3 separate regions of the Homo sapiens genome follow, and all the other regions are linked to region 3. A link is a contact called in ENCODE Hi-C or POLR2A ChIA-PET data. All regions are on one chromosome and are shown on one strand. Each heading gives the region's core, a stretch centred on a gene start or an enhancer-like site at or near the end of the contact. The rest is flanking DNA. Distances are from core to core; before and after follow the strand shown.

The links. Hi-C counts contacts between places; a loop is a spot of excess contacts on that map. ChIA-PET counts read pairs that join two places held with the same protein, here RNA polymerase II (POLR2A). Pooled maps may share reads with other maps.
Region 1: a pooled map shows a loop between it and region 3 (6-fold over the local background). The contact joins the enhancer-like site here to the promoter of PHF12 in region 3. A Hi-C loop is called at or near these places in 2 of 50 pooled maps. POLR2A ChIA-PET finds 5 or more read pairs at or near these places in 2 of 52 experiments (IMR-90 and K562).
Region 2: a map of CD8-positive, alpha-beta T cell shows a loop between it and region 3 (24-fold over the local background). The contact joins the promoter of TMEM97 here to the promoter of PHF12 in region 3. A Hi-C loop is called at or near these places in 4 of 168 maps with a recorded cell type or tissue (CD8-positive, alpha-beta T cell, ascending aorta and naive thymus-derived CD4-positive, alpha-beta T cell) and 14 of 50 pooled maps. POLR2A ChIA-PET finds 5 or more read pairs at or near these places in 2 of 52 experiments (CD4-positive, alpha-beta T cell and MCF 10A).

The regions. Positions count from the first base shown.
Region 1 is chr17:29,721,361-29,725,216 of GRCh38, forward strand. The region is part of intron 3 of SSH2 (slingshot protein phosphatase 2); the gene reads right to left. Among named protein-coding and RNA genes, the nearest start is that of SSH2-AS1, 84 kb to the left of the region's middle. RefSeq lists a silencer at 2,317-2,416. Within about 2 kb of position 1,476, at least 21 of the 41 ENCODE cell types and tissues checked have a DNase peak (open chromatin) inside an H3K27ac peak, as active enhancers do.
Region 2 is chr17:28,317,838-28,321,193 of GRCh38, forward strand. It overlaps TMEM97 (transmembrane protein 97), which reads left to right and starts at 1,363. Exons shown (of 3, transcript NM_014573.3): 1 at 1,363-1,528. The coding sequence starts at 1,403. RefSeq lists enhancers at 1-467, 687-946, 1,427-1,486.
Region 3 is chr17:28,949,595-28,953,253 of GRCh38, forward strand. It overlaps PHF12 (PHD finger protein 12), which reads right to left and starts at 1,924. Exons shown (of 15, transcript NM_001033561.2): 1 at 1,301-1,924; 2 at 471-652. The coding sequence starts at 1,366. It overlaps LOC105371716 (a long non-coding RNA gene), which reads left to right and starts at 2,008. Exons shown (of 5, transcript XR_001752822.2): 1 at 2,008-3,659. RefSeq lists enhancers at 1-425, 2,166-2,215, 2,316-2,725, 2,427-3,048 and silencers at 1-215, 1,726-1,995.

The DNA of each region.
Region 1 (3,856 bases), core at 226-2,725, 770 kb after region 3:
TTAGGTTTTGGTCGAGCTAGGTCCTATAATCTACCCCAGTGGCAACTCAGGACCCAGGAAAACAAGGGAAAAAGGAAAAACTTTTAACCACCGGCTTTACTACTAAAGGCAAAATTTCTCTGCAATGATTGGAAGGAAAGCTAGAATTCTGAGGGTCTTTTGTTTTCTCACACAGTAAGACAGCTAGAAAAGCTGTATGTAAATCCTGCAGACTTCCTAAGTCATCAGGGGACCCTAGACACCACAGGTCCAACCCTTCAAATGTCTAAGTATTGGGGATTACGGTTTCTGAAAGGAAGGTGGCTGAAGATATTCAATAACAAACTTTCTACCAAAACAAGGAAACATGGTCCATTTTGTTCTTTTTGTCAAACAAGAAAGGGAAAATGATGAGGAGGCATGGATGTGTCCTTATTCACCATTAAGAAGACAAAGGGTGAGACATAACAGCTCTGAAAAGGGAGACGACCAGTTACAAGTGAAACACTATTACTAACAAGATTAGTCAGGTATTAGAAGAAATGAGGCTTGCAACTCAACAAAGGGCAGAAAAGTATAGACATGTCTTTTTTCTAAATGAGACTGTCCTTGGGTGGGCAGGGTAATGTTTCTTGAAAGTCAATGTAATTTGTAAGGCCGGATGCAGTGGCTCACGCCTGTAATCCCAGCACTTTGGGAGGCTGAGGAGGGTGGATCACGAGGTCAGGAGTTCAAGACCAGCCTAGTCAAGATGGTGAAACCCCATCTCTACTAAAAATACAAACATTAGCTGGGCATGGTGGCCGGCACCTGTAATCCCAGCTACTCGGGAGGCTGAGGCAGAGAACTGCTTGAACCCGGGAGGTGGAGGTTGTAGTGAGCCGAGATCGCGCCACTGCACTCCAGCCTGGGCAATAGAACGGGACATTATCTCAAAAAAAAAAAAAAAAAAGTCAGTGTAATTTACAACAGCAGTTTCTAAATATTAAAAAAATCCTTCACACATGTTATATGTCTTACTTTTAAAAAGTTGGATCTCAGCCATACTCTAGAGTACTTGGGTTTCAAAAGTCAGAAAGGAAAATAAAAATAAGGACTCATCGATGGAGTACTGATAAGCTGCAATGTCCTTTGAGTAACTCAAGACCAAAAACCAAAAGATAATGCCAGGAGAAAAACAGGGAAGTGGCTAAATGACAAAGTATCTGAACTTCTGCTTAAGACAAAGGACACAATTACGCAAAAAGCTATGCACGGGAAGATAACATGGCAGGAATGAAAACAGCTATCAATAAGGATAGTAATATTGTGGGTGATTTTTTTCTTTTTGAAAATTTTCTTAAATTATGTTATTATACTGTGTTTTCAGTTTTTAAAAAGGACCGAAAAGTGGGGAGGGGCAGTACAGGAAAACACACCGTGGGAACAGAGTCAAGCACACAGATGGTTTGCGTAAGCTAAATTTTCAGACATCTGCCTTTGTGCAAGACTGGAAAAAGTAGAGCTGCTGTCAACAAGTTCTCTGCAGTGAGAGAGGGGTGGAGCCTGAGAGAAAGTGAACCGTGAAGAAACCAACAATCCGAAGCCACAGGGCTGAAGAACAAATAATTTCTTAGATTAAGTTCCTCATTTATGAGCTACCCCTCTTCCCAAAATGCTTTGCCATCGGCAATGTCTACTACTCAAATAAGGAGACCTTAAGCTGCCCATATGTCTCCACTTAAGTGACTGAGGTTCTCTGTCAGTAGCACTACTTAGCTCTATGCAAGATATCCCATCTCTGTGGGCAAGATATCCCATCTCTGTGGGAGATGAGATATGGTACAATATACTGTATAAAAATCTGGGTGAGATGCAAATGGCCCCAAACCTCCCTTCATTTTCCAATTCCAAATAAAAAAAAGCTTATCATGTACAGAAAACTCATGTAAAAGCAAAGACAATACAGTTGTTCATCTGCTCTACTGCCTTGCTTTGATATATGTTTAACTTTATTTCTGTTTAGTTAAATGAATACTCCTAGGCCTATATTGTTTGCTCTTGCATGTAAGGCAATGAAGGGAAATTGCCATTCACACTGCTTTATATAGTGCCCAGTGTAACGCTATATACACAGTGCTTAATGAATGTGATCTGAAAATGGCAATAGGGAAGCTGAAGACTCAAGAACACTTTGGAAGATAAGAAAGTATGGAAGATATTACAAAACCTCTTCTCTGGTACATGTGAAGAACGGGAAGGTAACATGGCAGGAATGGAAATGGCCCTAAGTAAGGAACTTAACATTGTGGGTAATTTTTTCTCTTTTTGAAAATTTTCTTTAATGATATTATTCTGTGTTTTCAATTTTTATAAAGGACCAAAGTGATTCTGGGGTGGGGGGTAGGGCAGCTCTTCTGGCAGGTGAGAAAGCCCACATTTGTCATACAAACCACAGGAAAGGCCTTATTTGTTCTTGTTTGCAGCCTTTAATCAGGCCTCATGCTAGGGGGAACTTCTTCCACTTGAAAAATTTACTTGCAAAGTTCTATCTGGTGTTCTGTCTTGAACTTCCCTTTTCTGAGAAGTTGGGTGTATTGTATGGGATACTCCCATACATCTACCTTCTGGGCAAACTGACTACAAAAGATGTGGGAAATCTCTTGTTCAGGCACAGTAGCCTCTCTTAGGTCCTATATAAGCTCCTCTTCCTGAATTCTCAGTCAGTTAATTCCACATAGTTCACAGGACCCACATTTTCCTGTTGGTGACAGCAAAAGCTACAACAGACCAAATTATAATTTAATCAACTAGATACAGATTTTAACTCAAAGGTGTAATACATGCAAAACAGAGGAAGGTGCCTATTCTTTCTGTACTCATATAATCTAACTGAGGTTTTAAAATGTGGATGTCAGAACCTATTCTAGCCGGGCAGGGTGGCTCACACCTGTAATCCCAGCACTTCGGGAGGCCGAGGTGGGTGGATGGCCTGAGGTCGGGAGTTCAAGACCAGCCTGACCAACATGGTGAAACCCCATCTCTACTAAAAATACAAAATTAGCCGGGCGTGGTGGCACATGCCTGTAATCCCAGCTACCTGGGAGGCTGAGGCAGGGGAATCACTTGAACCCGGGAGGCGGAGGTTACAGTGAGCCAAGATTGTGCCATTGCACTCCAGCCTGGGCAACAAGAGCAAAACTCTGTCTCAAAAAAAAAAAAAAAAAACAAAACCCTATTCTAAGGACCCAGATTACCAAATCTTTTTTTTTTTTTTTTTTTTTTTCAAAGAGACAGAGTCTCGCTCATTGCCCAGGCTGGAGTGCAGTGGTGCATTCTCAGCTCACTGCAACCTCCACCTCACGGGTTCTAGCAATTCTCCTGCCTCTGCCTCCCGAGTAGCTGGGATTACAGGCGCATGCCACCATGCCCAGCTAATTTTTGGTATTTTAGTAGAGACAAGGTTTCACCATGTTGCCCAGGCTGGTCTCAAACTCTTGAGTTCAGGCAATCCACCCACCTCGGCCTCCCAAAGTGCTAGGATTACAGGTGTGAACCACCGTGCCTGGCCGTTAATTTTTTCTGAAGGTGTTCTAGTTGATTCTGAAACTCAGTTTGGTTTGAAAACTTTTCAAGAATACATCACAGATTTTCATTCAACAGGTATTTGTTGAGAGCTTATTATGTAGCAGGTCCCATTCAAGGCACTGGAATACAGCAATGAACTTTTATAAAAGCCAGGGAATCGGCCAGGCACGGTGGCTCACGCCTGTAATCCCAGCACTCTGGGAGGCCAAGACGGGCAGATCACGAGGTTAGGAGATCGAGACCATTCTGGCTAACATGGTGAAACCCCGTCTCTACTAAAAATACAAAAAATTAGCCGGGCATGGTGGTG
Region 2 (3,356 bases), core at 113-2,612, 630 kb before region 3:
TCTCTCTCCAGCTACTGCCCCATGTCTTCTCCCCTTCGTGACCAGCTGTCTACACTTCCTGCCTCCATTTCCCCACTTTCTTACTCCCTGGCTCCTGCCCCCACGACACAACTGTTCCCCACAGGGCCACAGGCGGGCATCACTCAGTGTTGACAGGCTGCCCCTCCCTGTGACATAGCCCCCTGCTAGTACGCTCCTATCTCAGTCCCCTCCTCCCATGACCTGAGGCTGGAGCTCCCCCAGGATCTCTCCCAGGCCCTCTGCTCGCCATCAAAGGCGGATGCCTCACAAGCTTACGACTCCAGACAGGCTCACCCAACTGCCTCCTCCACCCAACGCTGCAGCCCACTCAAGGTCCACGTAGTCCAAGCTGCATTCCTTCCTCGCACTCCCTTGCCCTGTGTCCCCTCTTAGCAAATGGCAGCCTCGGCGATCCTGCCCCGAGACAGGCCTGCGCCCAGCGTGGAGATGAACATCAGTATTTGCTGAACGTGTAAACGAATCCTTGACCTTCCCTCATGCTCCACAGCCGGTGAGGATTCCTGTCCATTTTACTGCCTCCTACGTCCCTCGAGTCCTCCCCTCTGCTTCTTTGTTCACCGCGGCCAGCTGCCTCCCCAGACCCGCAACCCCGGCTGGGCCGGGAACCTGCACCGCGGCGCTCGTGCCCCGCTCTGCGACCCCTGCTCCGTGACGGCCGCACTGCACCGGGGTACCGCGGCCCAGCACAGGCGCTGGTCACTAGTACACGAACTAGCTAGGACTACAGGTGCACACCACCACACCTGGCTAATTTTTTATTTTTTGTAGAGATAATGTCTTACTAAGTTACCCAGGCTGGTCTTCTGGGCTCAAGCCATCCTCCTGCCTCGGGCTCCCAAAGTGCAGACATTACAGGCATGACCCACCGTGCACAGCGTCAGCTTTATTTTTTTAATGCTGACTTACTGCAGAAGGCCCAAGGGCCAGTGCAGTTTTCATACTGCTGTTGTAGTGGCGAACGGAGCCACGAGGGAAGGGAGCGCCGCCGGCAGCTGCCGGGACACCAGGATACCACGCGGCCAGCACCGAAACGCTAGGCTCGCGCTCACAACCGCAATCTACACTGAGTAGCCGCGCGCCGAACGGCGTGACTAAGCCCCGCCCACACGGCGCTCCTGGCGGCCAATGGAAATGGCTTACGAGACGCCTTCTCCACGCGCTATACTTATACGGACCAATGGGTGCGCCCTGTGGGGAGTGCCGCCCCCTGTCCACGAGCCTCCTCTTCTCGCCAGCCAATGGAAGCGGTCTGCCTAGCCCTCGCGGGGGCAAGGCGGCGACCGAGGCGCGTGGGTCTGGGAAGGCGCGCGGATTTGGCCCCTCTTCTCACATCAGCGGGTCCAGGCCCAACCGACAGACTATGGGGGCTCCGGCAACCAGGCGCTGCGTGGAGTGGCTGCTGGGCCTCTACTTCCTCAGCCACATCCCCATCACCCTGTTCATGGACCTGCAGGCGGTGCTGCCGCGCGAGCTCTACCCAGTCGAGGTGAGGGGCGCCCCTCTTATCCCGGCCCGCTGAGGCTCTCCCGGCGCTGCGTCCACAGGGCCTTCACCTCCTCCGCGCTCGCGCACTCTGGGTTCCAGTTGCCTCTCTCGGGTCCTGCCCATGCCTCCCCCGCTCCTAACCCAACTTTAGTTCGGTGTTTTCCTCGGGCTTTGTCTCTATCCCAGCCCCTTCTCCCAAGCGGCGGGGGCGAACGCTTTGTTTCCTTTAAAGTCACTTCTTCCCTGGGTTTAAGGTTTCCCGCGATTCCACCTCTGGCCGGTTGTCAGTGTCTGAGGGAAGTAGTCTGGATGAAGTGGTGTCCAAAGTCACATGTTAGGTTTGCTTTAAGCTTCTGGTTTTTTGTTTGTTTGTTTGGAAGGGCTTTAAAATACCAGTCTGATCCCAAAGAAAAAATCCGAGTAGAAATAGACCTGTCTGAAGGTTTAGCACCTTGGTTGGTGCAGCTGGGGCGTTCACAGATCGTCACTGCTTCGAGATCAGGTTCCAGCAACTTCCAGAGCTCAGGAGTAAATTGCCATCTTTTCAGATTGGCTCTTCAATATTGGGTTCGAGTAACAATGATCTCCTGAGTAAAAATAAAGGTGAAAATCCCGATTTCCTGGTTGTTGGAGAGCATTCTTTCAACCCCAAACTCTGCTTTAATGCTTTGTTTTTTTCTTCAAAGCTATAGTTTTAGTTTCCCGGTTCGTTGAGGTTTTTTTCTCGTATCTGGACCCTGTGACCTTCTTCCATGGAATTCCTGTCCTCAGTTTTGTTTCTCCATCTTATCTATAACTGTAGGCAGGACTGACTTGTCTACCCGAAGATTTTATTTTGCGTCTGTTTTTCCTTAAATGCTTTTTATCTGCCGAGGAGGGGTTCTTTACCTGAGGGTCATGAACTCCCAAAAATGGGTGCAAGTGTGTGTGCCTTTTGTTTCCTGCAAGGAGAATATAGCTTCCATCGACTTTTCAAGGGGCCTAACTCTCCCAAAAAGGCCACGGCTCAAGAATGTTCTACCACTCCCATAAGTCACTCTTTTTTGTTTGCTTCTAGAACCAAACACAACTGGAAGACCTCTGACCTCCTTTTGCATGGGAAAAGCGTAGGTAGCGTGTAGCAAGTTGCAGTCTGGGGACTTGGTTCTTCCAAGAACTGGAGGTGACTTGGGCAGGTCAGGGCTCTATATCCTCCTCAACTGTTGAGAGAGTTGAGTTAAATTATAAGCTCAAACATATACAGGGTGGGTTAGTTTTCATATTGCTGTTGTAGTTACCACAAATGTAGTGATTTAACAGATTTATTTGTTTACAGTTCTGGAGGCCAGAAGTTCACAATGAAATCTTACAGTGCTCAAATCAAGGCAGGGCTCACTCCTTCTGAGGGCTCCAGGGGAGAATCTGGTTCTTGCCTCTTCCATTTTCTGGTGGCTGCCAATGTTCCTTGGCTTGTGTTCACGTCACTTCAATCTCTGCTTCGGGTCATCACATTGCCTCCCTTTCTGTAGTCAGAGTTCCCTCTGCTTCGCTTTTATAAAGACACTTGTCATACATTCAGGGCCCACCAGATAACCCAGAAAATCTCCCATTTCAAAATCCTTAATTACATCTGCAAAGTCCCTTTTGCCAAATAAAGTAATAGTCACAGGTTCCAGGGATTAGGATGTGGTTATCTTTGGGGGCCATTATTCAGCCTACTACAGGGCCAGAGAGTACAGACTCTTCCCAAAGACCGAAGAGGTCATCGCAGCTCTGCAGTAACCATTAATTGCCCTGAAGAAAGGAAAATCTACTACAGTGTTGGCCTATCTGTGGTTTTTGAAACCTGT
Region 3 (3,659 bases), core at 674-3,173:
TACAGCCACAAGCGCCCGGTTGCCGGGGTCTGGACCAGGGCAACTCAGGTGGCCGAGGGCTCCACGCACCCACCCCGAGGAGATCCCGGCCGGGCAGGAGCCCCGAGGGCAGCGGGCGCGCGGGCAGGCAAGCGGCACTGGGCCCGGAGCTCCTCCCCTTCCTCCCCCGCCACTGCCGGCTGTCCCCGGCCGGCTCTGTCCCGGCTCCCCAGCGACTTCCAATCCCATATGGGGTTCTCTTCACTCGTCCCAACCCCCACCTCGGGGTCCGGACCCACCGCTGCTCCTCCCCGCTAAACTGCCAGAACCCGGCGGACACCTGGGGGCGGGGAGGTGCTCGCCCCGGCAGCTGCAGAAAGTCAGCTAGCGGCTGCAAGCGCCCGTTATTTCGGCAGTCAGGGGCAGGCCGGGTGAAGGAATGCGCAGAGAAGGGTCCGCCAAGAAGCTCCAAAAGGGTCCCCAGACCTTACCAGCACTGGAGGTGGAAGGCAGCCGGGCAGTGGTCGCAGCACAGGAGATCTCCACCTTCCTTGCAGCTATCGCAGCTGTCGTGGTTGGTGGCCCTGCCGCTTCTCCGGGGCTCCTTCTCAGGCTTCCGACTGCGCTTTTCTGCCTCGTCCGTCTTGGGGGGAGCCAGCAGAGCTTGGATTTGCTGCACACACATACAAACGGCGTGTGTGCACACTCGGAGCTCCCGGGCGGTCCGTCGCCCCCCCGGCGCGGTTTCTCCGTCACCCACCCCTCTCCCCCCTTTTGTCCTTCTTCCTCCCATCCAGGCTGCTCCCAGAATCTCTCAGCCCCCGGAACCAGGGGGAGCCCACCCTAACCGCGTTCCTGCAGCACAACAACGAGAACAGCTTCTTCCAAATGGGGAGGATCAAGGGTAGGGGGATGGGAAGAGGGTGCGCGGTTCCCTTCTTGCCACTTCCTTGTATGGACAGTGGGGGACTCCAAAGACCCGCTCGGGAGAGGCCCAAAGCCCGGTACCCGGACGTGCTGGGGGAAGCACAAAGGGGCCAACAAGAAGGGGGTGGGGAGGCCTGCCGGTGCAACGAGATGGAGTGGGCTGGCGCCTCGGGAGAGCGAATCGAGGGCGGCGGGTAGGTGAAACTGCTGCAAACGTCCTCGGAGGCTGAGCTCAGCCCCCTAAATTGCAAAGAGGGGAGGGAGAGGCTAGGTGAGGAAGAATCCCCCTCCCTCGGCCATCTAGGCGCTTCGAGTTTAGGACTGGCTTTGTGGGGCGGAGGGCGGAGGTTCCCTCCCGGCGCTGGAGGAAGGAGATGAGGAGGGCCACTCTTACCTCCATCAGCCCCCCTGATGTGTCCAAGTCGTACACGATCGTCTTGGTCTCCATTTTCTCCCACATTCATCCACCTCCCGGGCTGGGTGCTCTCTGCTCCGGCCCCCCCAACCCCGGGGGGAGGGGGGAGGTGAGGGGAGGGGGCGCTCCTGACCCCGGCCCCGCTTTTTTCCCAATACGGGTCCCGACTTCCTCGCCCTGGCTCCCCCCCACCCCCCGGCCCCCAGTCCCCGGGACGACAGCGTCCTCCCGACGGGCCGCGAGGGGGGAGCGGCCCCTCAGTCCCGGCCCGGCTGCTGGCTGCACAGTGGGTCCCGGCTCCGGGGGTCAGGCCTCGGCGGGGCCTAGTCCCACAGGCTAAAGCCGGCACTGGCGACAGCCGGTCCGGCCGGGAAGGCTGGCGGGCGCTGCCATCCCGGGGCTGGGGGTATCGGAGGGGGGGTGAGAGGTTACGTGAGGTTGTGGTACGTGAGGTGACTGGGGGGAGGGTGATGGGGGGTGGTCCCCGGGCTCCGCCTCTCGCCGCCGCCGCCGTCTGCGTCCCGGCTGCCGCGCACTTGGCGCAAACTTACCGCGAGCGCCCGCAAAGCCACCCGCGCAGGCGCCCCGGGATCGGCGCTCGCCGCGCGCAACCGCAGTGACAGCCGGCGGCCTGGCTCCCGCGCAGCCGCGGTGAGGGAGTACCCCCCAGCGCGCAGCCGCGCTGGCATTCGTCTGGAGGACCGAAGCCCCACCTTTCTGCCCTGCGCCAGCGCACTGAGACAAAAGGGCGGGACCTGAGGTCTCGCGCAGGCGCTTGAGAAAGCTTGTAGGGGTCAAGGCGCAGCCGCAGGAAGCTAGGGACTGTTCATCCATTGGTGTTTGTGTGCAAACTAAGACGACTCTGTTCTGCGCAGGCGTGTTGGGGGTGCTCCCCCTTCCTCTCCATAACACAGACGCCTCCCGCGCAGGCGTATTGCCTTCCGCAGGCCCTCACAAGAAAGCTGCTCCTTTCGCCATTTTGGTAATGGGATATGGGCTATCATGCCCTTGGAGTCCTCAGGCATGAACAGAAAGGAGCAAGGTGTGGTGTTGGATGGAGCTGGTCGCCTGTCGGTGACAGCAGTATTCCTAGGGATGTTGTACTTGACCGTTTGGTTCTACCATCGGGTGTGGCTGGACCAGGCCACCATATTGGTAAAGAGAAAAGCCATTTGAGACAGAAAATGACGCTTTTGGAGGCGTGTGGGATGACTGTGGTTCCTAATTCTCTCCCGCTCCTGACAGATAATTTTATCAGTTAATTGTATCCTCAGCATCCCTGCCTTGCGTGGTGGTGGCACTGGAGAGTTCCGCCTGCCCGTTACCACCCTCTCTTCACCACTGTCCCTGAGATCTGCTCTTCAAGAGGAAGCCTAAAGTGGAGAGTTTGTAATCCTGACAACGCCCAGCTACCTGCGTACCCCGGACTCCAACTCCCAGTTTGCAACGCCAAAGGGTCTAAAGGGCGAACGGGGGCGCATTGCATCCTGGGAGCAAGAATCGCGATAGGTCTGATGGATTGTGGGAACTGTAGTTCCATGTGCGTGCGATGCACTCTATGGTAGGATAGACCCGGGGAAGAGTCATTTGCCGGCCAGGAAGGGATACTTTTGAGAGCGTCAGTGCTGCATGCCGGGATTTGTAGTCTGAGGGCCCGCCTCGCATTCTGGGCGGGGATTCATGCTCCTTTTCAGGGCGCCCGCTCCTCCCCTTGGTATTGCCGTCAGAGATGGGCGGTTGGTTATTGCTGCCTGATGGTGGATGAAGCAGTGGAAAAGAGAATTGTATCGTTGTGCTTGACACTAGGGGTTTAGTTGGAATTGTTGCTTCGTAGCTGTGCTCGGCCCACTTTTAATGTTAAGGGACACAGCATTCTCAGAGTCGTCAAACTAGCAAGGGTTTAGAGACCATCTGATTTAATCCCCTCTTTTCCAGATGCACAGGGAGGCGCAGTGATTTGCCTAGGTCACATAGTGCATTTATGGCAGACCTAAGAATTGGATTTCTTGATTCTCAAGCCAGACACTGTCCATTACACTATGTCGACTGTGTCTAAGGAATTACTATGCTTGCTTTGGGGACAGTAAGGAGGATGAGTTAGACAGAGTGGGGATGTCAGTGTATGGAGTCTTAGGTTTCTGTTTTCCTGACTTTTCGCTTTTCTGATGACCCTCTTGGTGCCTGGAAAGAATGATAAGGTCATGGATGGTGGGGTGGAGAATGTCATGTGAATTGGCTGCCCTCTGCTTTCTACCATTCTGAGCCAACAATAAACTTCAGGAGCTGTGGACCAGAGATGTGGCCATCAGAGAGGGGAGGGCTGAGCTAGATTGTTTGT